Regions from separate parts of the Homo sapiens genome. Here regions 1 and 3 are each linked to region 2. Evidence: chromatin contacts called from ENCODE Hi-C or POLR2A ChIA-PET data. All regions are on one chromosome and are shown on one strand. Each heading gives the region's core, a stretch centred on a gene start or an enhancer-like site at or near the end of the contact. The rest is flanking DNA. Distances are from core to core; before and after follow the strand shown. Region 1 overlaps ATP9A (ATPase phospholipid transporting 9A (putative)). Region 2 overlaps LOC105372663 (a long non-coding RNA gene). Region 3 holds the start of ATP9A (ATPase phospholipid transporting 9A (putative)).

The links. Hi-C counts contacts between places; a loop is a spot of excess contacts on that map. ChIA-PET counts read pairs that join two places held with the same protein, here RNA polymerase II (POLR2A). Pooled maps may share reads with other maps.
Region 1: a loop to region 2 is called in a pooled map, with 6 times the contacts of the local background. The contact joins two enhancer-like sites. A Hi-C loop is called at or near these places in 1 of 37 single-sample maps with no recorded cell type and 9 of 50 pooled maps. POLR2A ChIA-PET finds 5 or more read pairs at or near these places in 2 of 52 experiments (OCI-LY7 and WTC11).
Region 3: a pooled map shows a loop between it and region 2 (2.5-fold over the local background). The contact joins the promoter of ATP9A here to the enhancer-like site in region 2. A Hi-C loop is called at or near these places in 2 of 168 maps with a recorded cell type or tissue (ascending aorta and endothelial cell of umbilical vein) and 5 of 50 pooled maps.

The regions. Positions count from the first base shown.
Region 1 is chr20:51,697,455-51,702,455 of GRCh38, forward strand. It overlaps ATP9A (ATPase phospholipid transporting 9A (putative)), which reads right to left. Exons shown (of 28, transcript NM_006045.3): 5 at 1-28. Among named protein-coding and RNA genes, the nearest start is that of ATP9A, 68 kb to the right of the region's middle. RefSeq lists enhancers at 1,106-1,606, 4,021-4,521, 4,522-5,001 and a silencer at 4,016-4,310. Within about 2 kb of position 3,502, at least 3 of the 41 ENCODE cell types and tissues checked have a DNase peak (open chromatin) inside an H3K27ac peak, as active enhancers do.
Region 2 is chr20:51,371,302-51,376,088 of GRCh38, forward strand. The region is part of intron 2 of LOC105372663 (a long non-coding RNA gene); the gene reads left to right. Among named protein-coding and RNA genes, the nearest start is that of MIR3194, 79 kb to the right of the region's middle. Within about 2 kb of position 2,715, at least 2 of the 41 ENCODE cell types and tissues checked have a DNase peak (open chromatin) inside an H3K27ac peak, as active enhancers do; they include endothelial cell of umbilical vein, where a contact is called at or near this core.
Region 3 is chr20:51,766,748-51,771,167 of GRCh38, forward strand. It overlaps ATP9A (ATPase phospholipid transporting 9A (putative)), which reads right to left and starts at 1,643. Exons shown (of 28, transcript NM_006045.3): 1 at 1,555-1,643. The coding sequence starts at 1,622.

The sequences.
Region 1 (5,001 bases), core at 2,252-4,751, 330 kb after region 2:
ATGTTAGAACTCTTCACCTTCACTGTGCCTGCAAAGCAGCAGGTTCAAGATACATCACCATCTTAATTCATTTCAATTCAACACGTCTTTACAGAGTGCCCAGCCTGCAAACACACAATACACCCAGAAGTACACGCTCCCACACACAGCTGCCAGTGACTCCAGCACCATTATTTCCTGCCTCTCCAGGAAAGGGTTCAACCGCTACAGAGGCCGTTGCAGAAATAAATGCCCACTTCACAGGGCACTGGAATAACTTCAGCCCTTCATGAAAGATCATTTATTTGCCTTCAGAGTGACTTAGATGGAAAGTAGTGGGGGGAAAAAAGTCTTAATTTTCAACACCACTTAACAGTGACTTAGATGCAAAGTACCGGGGGAAAAAAGTCTTAATTTTCAACACCACCAAAAAGAAAGAAGCTAACTAATTCCAAATGACTGATTTACTTTTTAATTTATAATTGCTACATGCTTTGATTTATAGGATTATGATCAGACTATATAATTTTTGCTGGATGTTTAGATAAACAGTAAAAGCTAACATTAAATGCTAATTCTGTGCTCAGCACTGTACAGATTTTGAAGGTTTCATTTAATCTTCACAATAGCCCTCAGAAGAAGGTAGTTCCATCTCCAGCTTTCAGACGAGGAAAGGAGACTCAGGATGTCCCACCTTCCCCCAAAGTCTCAGAGTTAGAACAGGTCAGTGCTGGGATTCACACCTGCATCTGACTCCACAGTACAGAATAAAAGCAGTGAGTTCCATTCAACCCAAAAAACATGACTGGGCCAGGCACAGTGGCTCACATCTGTAGTCCCAGGACTTTGGAAGGCCGAAGCAGGCAGATGGCTTGAGCCCAGGAGTTCCAAACCAGCCTGGCCACATGTCAAAACCCTGTCTCTACCAAAAACATAAAAATTAGCTGGATGTGGTGGCACATGCCTATAGTCCCGGCTATTCGAGAGGCTGAGGTGTGGGAGGATCGCTTGTGCCCAGGAGATAGAGGCTGCAGTGAGCCGTGATCATGTCACTCCGGCCTGGGCAACAGTGAGACCCTGTCTCAACAGCCAGACAGCATTTACTGAACGCCTGCTGTATGCCAGGCGTTCTAAGGGCTGGGGATACGTGAAACTCAATTCCAGTGGAGGGGAGGAGGCAATAAACAAATAATGGATGAAAGGGGTTGGAGAATCAGAGGGGTGGCTGTCAACAAACTCTGTGGGAGAGTTGAGGCCAGAATTAGACAGACGAAGGACACTGTGTTTACCAATAACAGACGAAAGGCACCCTGAGATGTGAGAAAGTGGGACAGGTGAATAGCTAACAGCATGCACACGGCCAAAGGCTAGAACTCCTTCAGCAAGACGTAAAGCATCAGGAAAGCAGGGAACAGCGAGAGATGAAAGTGGAAGGGGCCAGTTGGGGCCAGGTGGCCCCACACCCTGTGAGGGAGCCCAGAGAGGAAGAGAGAATTTATTCTGGTGATAGGTGAAATTCACATACAGGAGCAACACCACAAAATCTTTATGATGCTGCTATCTTGTAACAAGCCCATGTAACTTACAAATGTTCAGCTAAGAGAGAGATAAAAAGTAATTATAGGCCGGGCACCACAGTGGCTCACGTCTGTAATCCCAGTACTTTGGGAGGCCGAGGCAGGTAGATCACCTGAGGTCAGGAGTTCAAGACCAGCCTGGCAAACATGGTGAAATCCTGTCTCTACTAAAAATACAAAAATTAGCAAGGCATAGTGGCAGGCACGTGTAATCTCAGCTACTGAGGCAGGAGAATCGCTTGAACCCGGGAGGTGGAGGTTGCAGTGAGCCAAGATCTCACCCTTGCACTCCAGCCTGGGCGACACAAGCAAAACTCAATCTCAAAAAAAAAAAAAAAAAAAAAGAACTTAAAGACTTAAAGACACGAAATAATATAAGTGCACAACTCTAGACTTTTAGTGTCTCACATATTTTACATTTTAACATAATTTAATATCATTTATTTTTTAAGTATTTCACTACCATTGAGATTTTTCAGAGCATTCCAATGTTTTCCTATTGAAACAACTCTCTTTAATCGGTTCCATAAGATTTGTTTTTAACTAATTTTTGTGTGTCGTTAAATCTTGTCATTAAACAATAAGTAGAACTGGCATCAAAAGGTCTGATATAAACACTACTGACTTCTGACTTCTTTTTTTTTCTTTTTTAGACGGAGTCTCGCTCTGTCACCCAGGCTGGAGTGCAGTGGCATGATCTCGGCTCACTGCAACCTCCACCTCCTGGATTCAAGCGATTCTTCTGCCTCAGCCTCCCGAGTAGCTGGGACTACAGGCACCCACCACCAAGACTGGCTAATTTTTGTAGTTTTAGTAGAGACGGGGTTTCACCATATTGGCCAGGCTTTTCTCGAACTCCTGACCTCGTGATCCACCCGCCTCGGCCTCCCAAAGTGCTGGGATTACAGGCATGAGCCACTGCGCCCGGCCAACACTACTGACTTCTAGAAAGCACTCAACTAACAATGGCGAGCTGAACTAACCCTCGATCGCTGGTAAGACTTCTGGACTCTCCTAGTGTGAGTATTTCACCCTACTAAGTGAGCATCTAGCATCTAATGGCACCTCATTTTCATAAAATGTGATGCTAAACTCAATTCAGTGACCGGAGCCCTGGCCTGCTAGAGAGAGATCCACTGGCCTCCTTTCATTATGTCTTGGGCTTTGGTCAATACATTTACAGAGAGACTGGAGAACATCCAATTAGATGATTAGAAATGGGTAAAGAGGCCGGACACAGTGACCCAAACCTGTAATCTCAGCACTTTGGGAGGCTGAGACAGGTGGACCACTTGAGCCTATTAGTTCAAGACCAGCCTAGGCAACATAGCAAGACCCTGTCTCTACAACAAACACAAAAAATCAGCCAGGTGTGGTGATGTGCACCTACAGTCCCAGCTACTCCGGAGACTGAGGTGGGAGGAATGCTTGAGCCCAGGCGACCAAGGCTGCTGTGAGCTGAGATTGTGCCACTGCACGGCAGCCTGGGCAAAAGAACAAGACCCTGCCTCAAAAAAGAGAGACAGAGAAAGAGAGAGCGCCGGGCATGGTGGCTCACACCTGCAATCCCAACACTTTGGGAGGCCGAGGCGGGCGGATCACCTGAGGTCAGGAGTTTGAGACCAGCCTGACCAACATGGAGAAACTCCATCTCTACTAAAAATACCAAATTAGCCAGATGTGGTGGCACACGCCTGTAATCCCAGCTACTCGGGAGGCTGAAGCAGGAGAATCGCTTGAACCCGGGAGGCGGAGGTTGCAGTGAGCCCAGTTCGCACCACTGCACTCCAACCTGGGCAACAAGAGCGAAACTCCGTCTCAAAAAATAGAAAACAGAGAGGGAGCGAAAGAAAGAGAGAAATGGGTAAAGAGACGGTCTAATTGGCAGAACGATTTCATGGCCTGAACCACTCTTCTTGCTCCACTAGGGGGCAAAAGGAAAAATGAACACAGACCTGTCGTTTTTCTGGGAGCTCAGGAAGGTATTACTTGAAGGAAGACCGTAAATTCAACGTGGCCCTCAGCGCCAATGAACTTTTCCTTCACCTGAGCTTGCCCCAACTTTCCCAAACATAAATTTACACATTGTCTTTGGTTTTATTACTAAAATTTATGCTGCTGACCTGGCCCAAATGATCACACCCGGGTTCAGATCTTCAAGCTCTAGTTACAGGTTCCCTCTTAAAATCTAACTCATAGAAGAGCATGTGTTTTCATTCTTATTAAATAATAATTGCCTATGTATATGTGTGTACATTAGCAGGACAGAGGACAAAATCAGGGAGATTTCACTAAAAGGATCAGCAGGGCTTTCTCTGGCACATATATTTTCCAAATTTTTCACATGAATTGTTTTTCCATTAAGCGTAAGGTTGCTTTCCTAAGAAGAAAAAAATAATAATTAAAATTAGCTCAAATTTTTAAGTGACCAGACCCAGATTTTTCCCTTCTGCAAGTGAGTGCTGATTTATGATCCATTCATTTGAACTCTGCCTCTCTCTGTCCATCTGTTCTGCCTCAACAAAAACCCCTTTAATCCTCTGTGTTTGCAGAGCAGTTTCTGAGTAACCCCAGCAGGCCAATCCTTCATGCAAACACACCTACTGTACCCAACTGTCCATCAGCCAACAGGGCTCTTGCTCCACCTCTAAGGGAGGAAGCAAGGAGCCACACCATCATGAGGTCACTTGGGATTTTTAGCCACGGTCATTCATTAGCATTGCAGTGTTTTGAGGGGATGAGCCTCGGATCTGCAGCTTGAACAAACACAGATTCCCAGACTCTCCCCTTCTGTTGAGCTACTGCAGAGTGCTGTCAATTTGGACTTCTTGCCCCATGTTGTCTTTTCTTTTGGTGATCAAAAACACGTAGTTTGGCTGGGCACAGTGGCTCCCAATCCTAGCACTTTGGGAGGCCGAGGCGGGTGGATTGCTTGAGCCCAGGAGTTTGAGACCAGCCCGGGCCGCATGGCAAAACCCTGTCTCTATTTTTTAAAAAAGTTAAATTAGGCCAGGCGTGGTGGCTCATGCCTGTAATCCCAGCACTTTGGGAGGCCGAGGCAGGTGGATCATGAGGTCAGGCGTTCGATACCAGCCTGGCCAACATAGTGAAACCCTGTCTCCACTAAAAATATATAAAATTAGCCGGGCGTGGTGGCAGGCGCCTGTAATCCCAGCTACTTAGGAGGCTGAGGCAGGAGAATCGCTTGAACCTGCAAAGGCGGAGGCTGCAGTGAGCCAAGACCGTGCCACAGCCCGGGTGACAGTGCAAGACTCTGTCTCAAAAAAAAAAAAAAAAAAATTAAATATCTATAGATACATAGTTTGGGCCTTCATGCTTCATGGTGTGTGTGTTCGTGTGTGTGTGTGTGTGTGTGTGTGTGTGTGTGTGTGTGCATGTAATGAGAGAAAATACAAATAAAACCAGAATGAAAAGGAGAAAAAGC
Region 2 (4,787 bases), core at 1,465-3,964:
ACGGGAATTGCAATAGAGAAAAGAGTTTAATTCACGCAGAGTCGGCTGAATGGGAGACCGGAGTTTCATTATTACTCAAATCAGTCTCCCTGAAAAATTCAGAGACTGGGGTTTTTAAAGGATAATTTGGTGGGCAGGGGGGCAGGGAGTGGGGAATGCTGACTGGTTGGGTTGGAGATGAAATCATAGGGGGTCGAAGCTGTCCTTTTGCACTGAGTTGGTTCCTACATGCAGGCCACAGGACCAGATGAGCCAGTTGATCAATCTGGGTGATCCCAGCTGAGTGCAGGGTCTGCAAAGTCCCTCAAACAGCAATCTTAGATTTTATAATACCAGTGTTATAGGAGAAATTGGGAAGTTTAGGGATATTTTGGCCTCTGGCTGCATGACTCCTGAGCAGTTAACTTCTGATCTTGTGGCTCACTTGTTAGTTGTACAAAGGCAGTCTGGTCCCCAGGCAAGAAGGAGGTTTGTTTCGGGAATGGGCTGTTATCATCTTTGTTTCAAAGTTAAACTATAAACTAACTTCCTCCCAAAGTTACCTATGCCCAGGAATGAACAAGGGCAGCTTGGAGGTGAGAAGCAAGATGGAGTCGGTTAGGTCAGATCTCTTTCACTGTCACAATTTCTCATTGTCACAATTTTTGCAAGAGTGATTTCAATCAGAGCAGTGCCCCAAACATTTTTTTGTTAATAATTTGAAGGATGTTTATTTTAGAAAACAAAAAGGACATCAAGGTAGCCATCACGCAAAACTCCGAAGTGTCTTAGACTTCCTTACTCTTACTGTACAGCATTATGTTGGGTTTGAATTAATTAGGGGGCATGGGGCATCCTGATCGCCTCGGGATTTGTGGCTTTAAAAGTCTCCGGAGAGGACTGGCAGCAGTTCCCAGGGATGTGTGCCATTGTCTGGGACAGAGCAAGCCGAGTTCGTTGAGCTACAGCCTACGGTCCAGGGACCTGACTTGGCTGGAGGCTGGACATGTCCTACTTCTCTTAACTCAGCAAATGGACGGAGGTCAGGGAAAGGTTGACTCGGGGTAGGGGCTGGAGGAGGTTGCAGGGAAGCCTGTGGAAGCCACTCTTGCAGCAGGTCCCGGGAGAGCCCCAGGCCCTGGATCTGAGCATCCTCAGTGGGGCTTGGGGATCCGTACCTCTAGAGGGCAGTGGGGCTCCACCAAGAGTCCCTTCCAGTGTCTTCCCAGTGGCCAGGAAATACTCCTCACCTTAGAACGGGCCTCCCTGCTCAGCCTAAAGGGAAATTTCTACCCACAGGTTGCCTTGGCTGGGCGCAGAGGATGGATCTTTCCACATCCAGTTGTTTGTGCGGGGGAAAGCTCATTAGGAAGGAAAGTATCTAGTGTCAGTAGCATGTGAACGTTTCCAAGCACAGAAGCCCGACAGCTGTACCTACTTAGGGGGTACCTGGGGACTCCGGGCCACACAGAGGCCATCTCCCACCAGCCTGGCCAGGGGGAAGTCAGATTTCTGGGGCTCATAATGTTCACATGGAGAAAACGTGCATTTCTACTGGAGTGTTCTTGGCCAGACTCAGGCTTTTAGATTCCCCAAAATAAATCTCCTCGACGGTTCGCCCCTGCCTGCTCCTACCCCTCGTTCTTGCTTGGCAAACAGGGAAGTCCCTGGATGCATTTTGGTCCAGAGATCAGAGCCCCCAGGGATCAGAGCCTCATGGGCTGCACCCTCTAAGGGCCACAGAATCCCTGTTGGGGGCAAGGTTAGGGGGTGCAAGCATATCCACTTTGGGTGCACACAGACCTGGGTTCAAATCGTCACTCTGCCACTGCACAGCTGCAGGGTCACCAGCTTGCACCCACTCTGAGCCTCCGGCTCATCTGAGAAATGAGGAAAGCCCCACCTTACGGGATGGCCGCAGGGCTCGGGGACAGAAATCCTGGAACCAGTATATATAGCACAACACCAGGCACATCACAGCCCCTGCCAGAAGCACCACCAGCCGCACCCTCCCTGCTGCTAATTTTTCCCGAGGCACCCATTGCTGAACTCTTCTGTTCTTATGGTTTATACAGTCTATCCTTCCTGCTGGGACACAAGCTCCACTGCCGTGTCCAAAACACTCTGTTCTAGGCACAAGGTTGGCATCAAAAAATACCTGTTGGGTGCATAAATGAATGCTTTGGAGCTCGTATTACAGTTCTCTGGGCCTCAGTTTCCCCAGCTGTGCAATGCGGATGATGGCATTAGAAGTGTCAAAGGTGGCTTCAGATGGATTGAGCAAATGTGCAAGAGCACCCAGCCCAGGCAGGCAACAGATGCAAATCCACTCTCCCAATCAGATTCCGAGGTTGTCTTGGGCTTTACAATGGAGTCAGGAGAATCGCCACCCTCTGGCCTCCAAGTGCAGCTCAGAGGGATGGGTCACTGGCCAGGCATTGATACAGACTCACCCAACAAGGCCTGCAAGTTCTCTGAACAGGCGCCCTCATGTTGGATCCTCCCAGGGGCCAGGCAGGGAAGACTGAGGCCAGGAAACACCCCAAGGCTCAGAGAGGTGGGGTCACTGGGCGAGGCTGTCTTGGCCGTTTCTCTGCATAAAGCAGCCAGGGGCTGTGAAACTCCAAGGTGAGAGGTGGCCCATGGGTGACAAACGGGAAATGGAAGGCCAAAGAAGTGTGAGTGCACCGGGGAAGCAGGGTGTCTTAGTGGGAAGAATGTGGGCTCTGGGATCAAGGAGACCTGCCTTCCGGCCTGCCTCAGCCACTCACCATGCAACCCCGGGGAAGCCATATCACCTCTCATTTCCTAATCAGTGAAATGGAGATAACAAGAGCCCTTGCTCTGCAGAGTGCTGGGAACGGCTCCTGCAGCGGCTGGCACACACTTGATAAGCAGTTAGGAAAGAGCAGATATTACTCTTTGTATGAGTTCTCTCTTGTTGCCATAACAAATTACCACAAACTTAATGGCTTAAAGCAACACAAATTTAACATCTTACAGTTCCGGAGGGCAGAGGTCCTAAAATCAAAATATTGGCAGGGCTGCCTTCCTTCTGGAGGCTCTAGGGGAGATTCTGTTTCCTGCCTTTTCCAGCTCCTGGGGCCATCTGTTTTCCTTGGATCATATCACTCCGATCTCTCTGTCCATCATTACATCTTCTCTGACGGTCCTGCCTCCATTCCATAGGGATCCTTGTGATTCCACTGGGTCTACCTGGATAATCCAGGATAATCTCCCTGTCTCAGAGTTCTTAACATCATCACGCCTGCAAAATCCCTCTTGCCTTATGAGGTAACATATTCACAGGTTCTGGGGATTAGGGCGGGGACCTCTTTGGGGCCATAATTCAGCCGACCACACTGTTCTTATGATGCCTCCCATCCTGGCCCTGCTCCACTGTTCCTCCAGCAGGCACTGTCTATCTCTGTCTCTCTCTTGCTCTAGCCTTGACACCAAAGGAGTTATTTGGTTCTAATTTGGGGTTCTGGTTGGATGAATTGCAGGAGAAAGCTTGTGTCTCCTCAAACATCCCCCCATTGTCCCCGGACCATACAGGTTGTAGTCAAGGGACTTGTTAGAAGGCAGGCGGCAGCCAAGAATTCCAGAGAAAGCTGCATGGGAAATGTCCCCATTCATTCATCAAATATCAGAGCACCTACCACATGCCTGGCACTTCTGGTCACTGTGGGCACAACTGTGGACTGGGCAGACTTGACTCTGCCCTCGAGGAACTGACCTTCTCGGGGGAAGACAGGTGGGAGAGTGATCCTATCATAGGCACTCAACCCAAACAAGACCCCAGGTATTGCGAGGGAGGGTGGTGGAGCAGATACATTAGCTAGGGTGGCCACGGATGGCCTCTTTGAGGAGGTGGAACATGACCCAAAGAGCCATGCAGGGGATGGGGGAAGTGCGTTCCAGGCAGACGGCTTGGCAAGTGCAAAGGCCCCGAGGCAGGAACGTGTTTGGCTTCTTCAAGAAACAGCAAGATGGCAGCGTGGCTGGAGGGATGAGGTGGTCTGAGAGTAGCTGGGGGCCAGATCATAGCAGGACCCTGGCTTTTATTCTGAGTGAGGTCAGGGCCTTTGGCGGGCTTTAGCAAAAGGTGCTATCATCTGGCTCATATTGAAAAGGATCCCTCTGGCTTCTGTGAAGGGAACAGACGATAGCAGGCCAGAAACCAGGAACCCAGAAGGAGGCTACACAGGCAAAGGAGTAAATTGAGGAGAGTTTTAATGGATTATTCACAAAGGCACAGGAGAGAGGGGAAACGTAATGCAAGATGAATCCCCCAGAGCTATCAGCACTGGGGCACCTCTGCCGCCCCAAGGCCCGAAGAGGTTAAGGAGGAGAGCAGTTTCTGGGACCGGGAGGGATGGCACCCCATGGAGAGGGCCACTTGGAGAGACAGTGGCTTTTGTTGAGGGACATATCCAGGCCACGGCATGAACACCCAACCTTCCATCTCTTGCTGGCACCTCCTATTGAAGGAACCCTCTGAAAGCCAGAGGTGCCCCGGAGAGGCTGGTCATATGGTCCGCCTCCCAGGCCCAGAGAGCTGAGGGTGAACCTGGAGGGCAAATGGAAGACACTGGAACAAGCTCCCTGCCCAGCTCCCTGAACGCAGGGCAGCTGACACTGTAGCCTCTGTGCCTGTAGCCACCGTTGCTGTCTAGCTTTAGAACTTGGATCCTTGAAAAAAATATTAGGGCTGCTGCTCCATGGCAGCCCTGTGCAGAACACACCAGGAGGGAGAGGGAGAGACACGGAAGATGTAGCGCGCCCCCCGCCTCCTTAGGCTGTTC
Region 3 (4,420 bases), core at 393-2,892, 390 kb after region 2:
GAGAATTGCTTGAACCCGGGAGGCGGAGGTTGCAGTGAGCCGAGATCTCGCCACAGCACTCCAGCGTGGGCAACAGAGGGAGACTCCGTCTCAATAATAATAATAATACTAATAATAATAAACGCAAAACAGAGAAGGGAGGAGTGAGGGAACTATCTTTGGGTCAGACAATCCGGAGTTCAATCTCCATTTTGCAGTCTTCCCTATAGCCCTTAACCTCCGTAACCTCCAGTTTCCTCCTCTGGGTAATATCAGTGAGGCCTCTTCTTCGGAGGATTCAGGAAGCCAGGGACAAAGACCCCACAAAATGGCCGCCAGCACCATTCTTTTTTTTTTTTTTTTTAATTCCACTGACACCTGGTGAAGCCACCCTTATGGTTCACTCCACCCGCCGCGTCTCCTGTTCCGAGCAACTGACGCTGCAATAAGCGGCCGCCACCGGGAAATGCCCAGAGAGGACCAGACGCCCGAGGAAGGGCGGAGCAGAGCGGCCGCAGGCCCCGCCCAACACCGCGCTCAGCCTCCCGCGGGCTCCAGCCTCACCTGCGCGGCCTGTGGAGCTGCACATCTCCAGGCCCCGCCCCCCAGAACTCTGATTGGCGGGTCTAGGCGGGGGCCGGGAAATCTGCATTTGCACCAGCGCCCACCCCCGTCCTTCCCACCCCCGCCCCTCACGCCCAGGTAAGTCTATGGCAGGCGATACGAGAGCCCCGCAAACCTCAACGCGTCACGCTGCCATCCTCCGAACAGGAAGACGGCGAGGCGCAAAATACCAACCCGTCCCCTCTTCCCAAATGCAGAAAAACCCTTGCCTGTTCCGCGCCTAAGCTGCCCTCGGGGTCTCCTACTGCGGGAAGGGCACAGCAGGTGGCAGCCCCTGTCCCAGCCGTGGGATTCCTTCCCCGAAATTGTGGGGGGAGAACACAAGGGGTAGTGTCACCAAGCGGCCAGTAGGAGACCCTCCCACCCTCCTGCGACTGCTGGTTCGGGTCCACCCCGGGCGGAGGGGGAAGGGGCCACCGGAGCGCAGGTGGTCTCGGCGCAGCCTCCTGGGGCTGGGACCCAGGGGCGCTGATGGGGTACCCCGAGGCGTAGGCCGCGCCCCCCTAAAAGCTGAGCATATCTGGGCTCCCGAGTAATGCTCCAAGCGCAGAGCTCGGTGTGACACTGACCAAATTGTTACCTCAGATATTAATTACGGACAGATATTAATTACGGAACAATAAAACGGTGAGAAAGCACGGCTGATCCGAATTCCGCGAGTGTGTAAACAGCACTGGGGCGGGCCCGGCTTCTCGGGGTTTCTAAAGGAAGGTGGGCAAGGAGGCCCAGGCAACCGGGCGCTCGAACCCCAAAGGGCCGGCATCAGGCTAGGTGCCGCCCGGGGCTGAAGCGCAGGGACCCCCTCCCCACCTCCCCGCCTCCCCAGCCCTGCCCCAGGCTCATGGCGCCGGGCGCGGCGCGCGGCCAACCTGTCAGGCCCGGCCAGGCTGGCCCGAGCGCCGGGCTCCGGGAGGCGCGGACAAAGGAAAACACGGGCCCAGGCCCACTCACCCGGCGCGGGGCCTGCTGTCCATCCGCTTCTTCTGGCGCACCGGCTGCAGCGGGATGTTGTCCGTCATGTCGGCGGCGCCGCCCGCCTTGGCCGCCGCGCCCCCCGCGCCGCCTGGGCCGCCGCCCGGTCCGGCCTCCGCGCCGCCGCCCGCCGGCGCCGCGCCGCCCCGGGGGAGGAGGCGGCGGCAGCGGGCGGGCCGGGCCCGCAGCGAGGGGGCGAGCTCGCGAGCGCCGGGCCACGCGCGGAGCGCCCGCGCGGCCCGACCGACGGACACGGGCGCACCATGGGCCCGAGCTCCGCGCTGCGCCCGCTCGCTCCGCGCCGCGCCGCGCCTGCCACGGGGGGCGGCCGGGCCGTGTCCGCGCCGCCGCGACCGCTGCAGTGTCCCCGCCCCCGGCCCGCGCCCGCGCCCCCCACGCGCGCCCACCCGGCCACGCGCCCCCCGCCCACGCCCGCCGTGCGCGCACCCTGCCACCGCACCCCCCGCAAAATCCCACATTCACAATCACATCCCAGCCCTATACACGCGCGCTGTGACACTCATCCCCACCAATATCTGACATGCACAATCACACGGGCACCCGGCCACGCTCACCCCATCAGTCAGTCATTCTCACTCACTCTTGCACCAACGTGCATATTCACGCCCAGGCCCTACACACACACCTGCCACTGCTCACTGCCTGCAACATCTAACATTCACAATCACATGTGAGTCCTGCACACACACATAACACTCTCACCCTCCTGTTGGTCACCATCATCCATGCACCCAGTTTCTCAAGCCTCACACCCATGTGCCTGCAGAAATCACAGTCACACAGGGACCCTCAGCTTATCAGACTCCTTCACCCTCTGACCTTCACCATCCTCACCCTCATTCTCTATCTGGATTCTGGGAACTCACCATGACACACACGCACCTGCCTCTTTCATCCAAACACCCTTCAATAGTCTGAACACCCTCATTCTCACACCAGCCACTTTCTTGGGCTTGCACATGGGCCCCACTCTCAGGCCTCAGACAGTCACCCTGCATTACCTGTCACTGTGATTCACGGTCTCACACACACACCTATCTCCACCGCAGCCCACATCCACACTCACTTCCACACCCTCCCACACAGTGTCTGGGACCCATGAACTTTTCAAAGGCCTGATAAAGTTATGAGAGCAGGAAAAAAAAAACAGAGGGAAGGAACAAAGTGAGGGAGTTTAAAAATCAATATGTAACTAAAGAGCCTGAAATTGTAATAATACCATATAAACTAATCTAAAGCTGACTTTTACATAGTTACATCTAATGACTGATCATGTTGGACGCCGTTTCTTTTTTTTCTTTTTGAAACAGAATCTCCCTCTGTCGCCCAGGCTGGAGTGCAGTGGCAAAATCTCAGCTCACTGCAATCTCTGCCTCCCAGGTTGAAGCAATTCTCCTGCCTCAGCTACCCGGGTAGCTGGGGTTATACATGTGCCTGGCTAATTTTTGTAGTTTTAGTAGAGATGGGGTTTCACCATGTTGGCCAGACTGGTCTTGAACTCCTGGCCTCATGTGATCTGTCCACCTCGGCCTCCCAAAGTGCTGGGCTCTTCCTTGGCATTTGCTAAATGCCATAGAGATTTAATTGGGATGAAGGAAGAGCATCCGGCCCAGTCCACCTTTCCAACTCTCACCAGAAGCCTTTCCCTGCTCCCACGGGCCACTGCGCTTGGCCCTTTTATTTTGTTTTATTTGTTTGTTTTTTTAAGTTAGTGCTAACTGCCAGCAAGTGGATGCCTTTTGTGTTTGCTGTCACACAGGATGGAGCCACCAAATATCCCAGTGTCTGAGGTGGATCTCAAACCAAGAAGTGTGACTTATCTCATGCACCAGAGAAGTTCCTCAAGAAAAGAAGCATGTCATTAGTAATTGCTGCATTGCACATTTGGAGAGGAAATAGCATTCTCCAGCCAACAGGCCTGGTGTGCTTTGCTTCCTGCTGTCTCTTCTACATCTAAAATGATGCTTCGTACATAGCATGGCACAAGTTGGCACTCAATAAAGGCTTCTTGCATGGAAGAAGGATAAACACCCTGACACACCAATTATGGCATCAGTGTGGGTCCCACCATCTCCCATCTGCTTTGCTAGACATCCCCCTTTCAAACTCCACACCCTCTTCTCAACCCCACTACTACACAGGGTACAAGAGAAGACCAAGGAGGCCGGGCGCGGTGGCTCACACCTCTAATCCTGACACTTTGGGAGGCCGAGGTGGGCGGATCACTTGAGGTCAGGCATTCGAGATCAGCCTGGCCAACATGGTGAAACCCCATCTCTACTAAAAAACAAAAATACAAAAATATATTAAAATCACCCGGGCACGGCCGGGCGCAGTGGCTCACGCCTGTAATCCCAGCACTTTGGGAGGCCAATGCGGGCAGATCACGGGTCAGGAGTTCGAGACCAGCCTGGCCAACATAGTGAAATCCTGTCTCTACTAAAAATACAAAAACTTAGCCACGCATGGTGGCAGGCACTGGTAATCTCAGCTACTCAGGAGGTTAAGGCAGGAGAATTGCTTGAACCCGGGAGGCGGAGGTTGCAGTGAGCCGAGATCATGCCATTGCACTCTAGCCCAGGCAACAGTGCGAGACTCTGTTTCAAAAAAAAAAAAAAAAGAAAGAAAAGGTTAGCTATTAAAAGTCCTACTTCTATGATATGAATATTCATAGTTTTCCCTAATTCAAGAATGAACACAACAGCATTATCAATGCTCATCCCTGAAAGATTCCAGGTGGGTTTTTAAAATACAATTTAATTAGCAGGATTTTTTGTTTTAGTAGTTTTCCATTTATAGAAAACATAAGCAATTAGCACAGAGA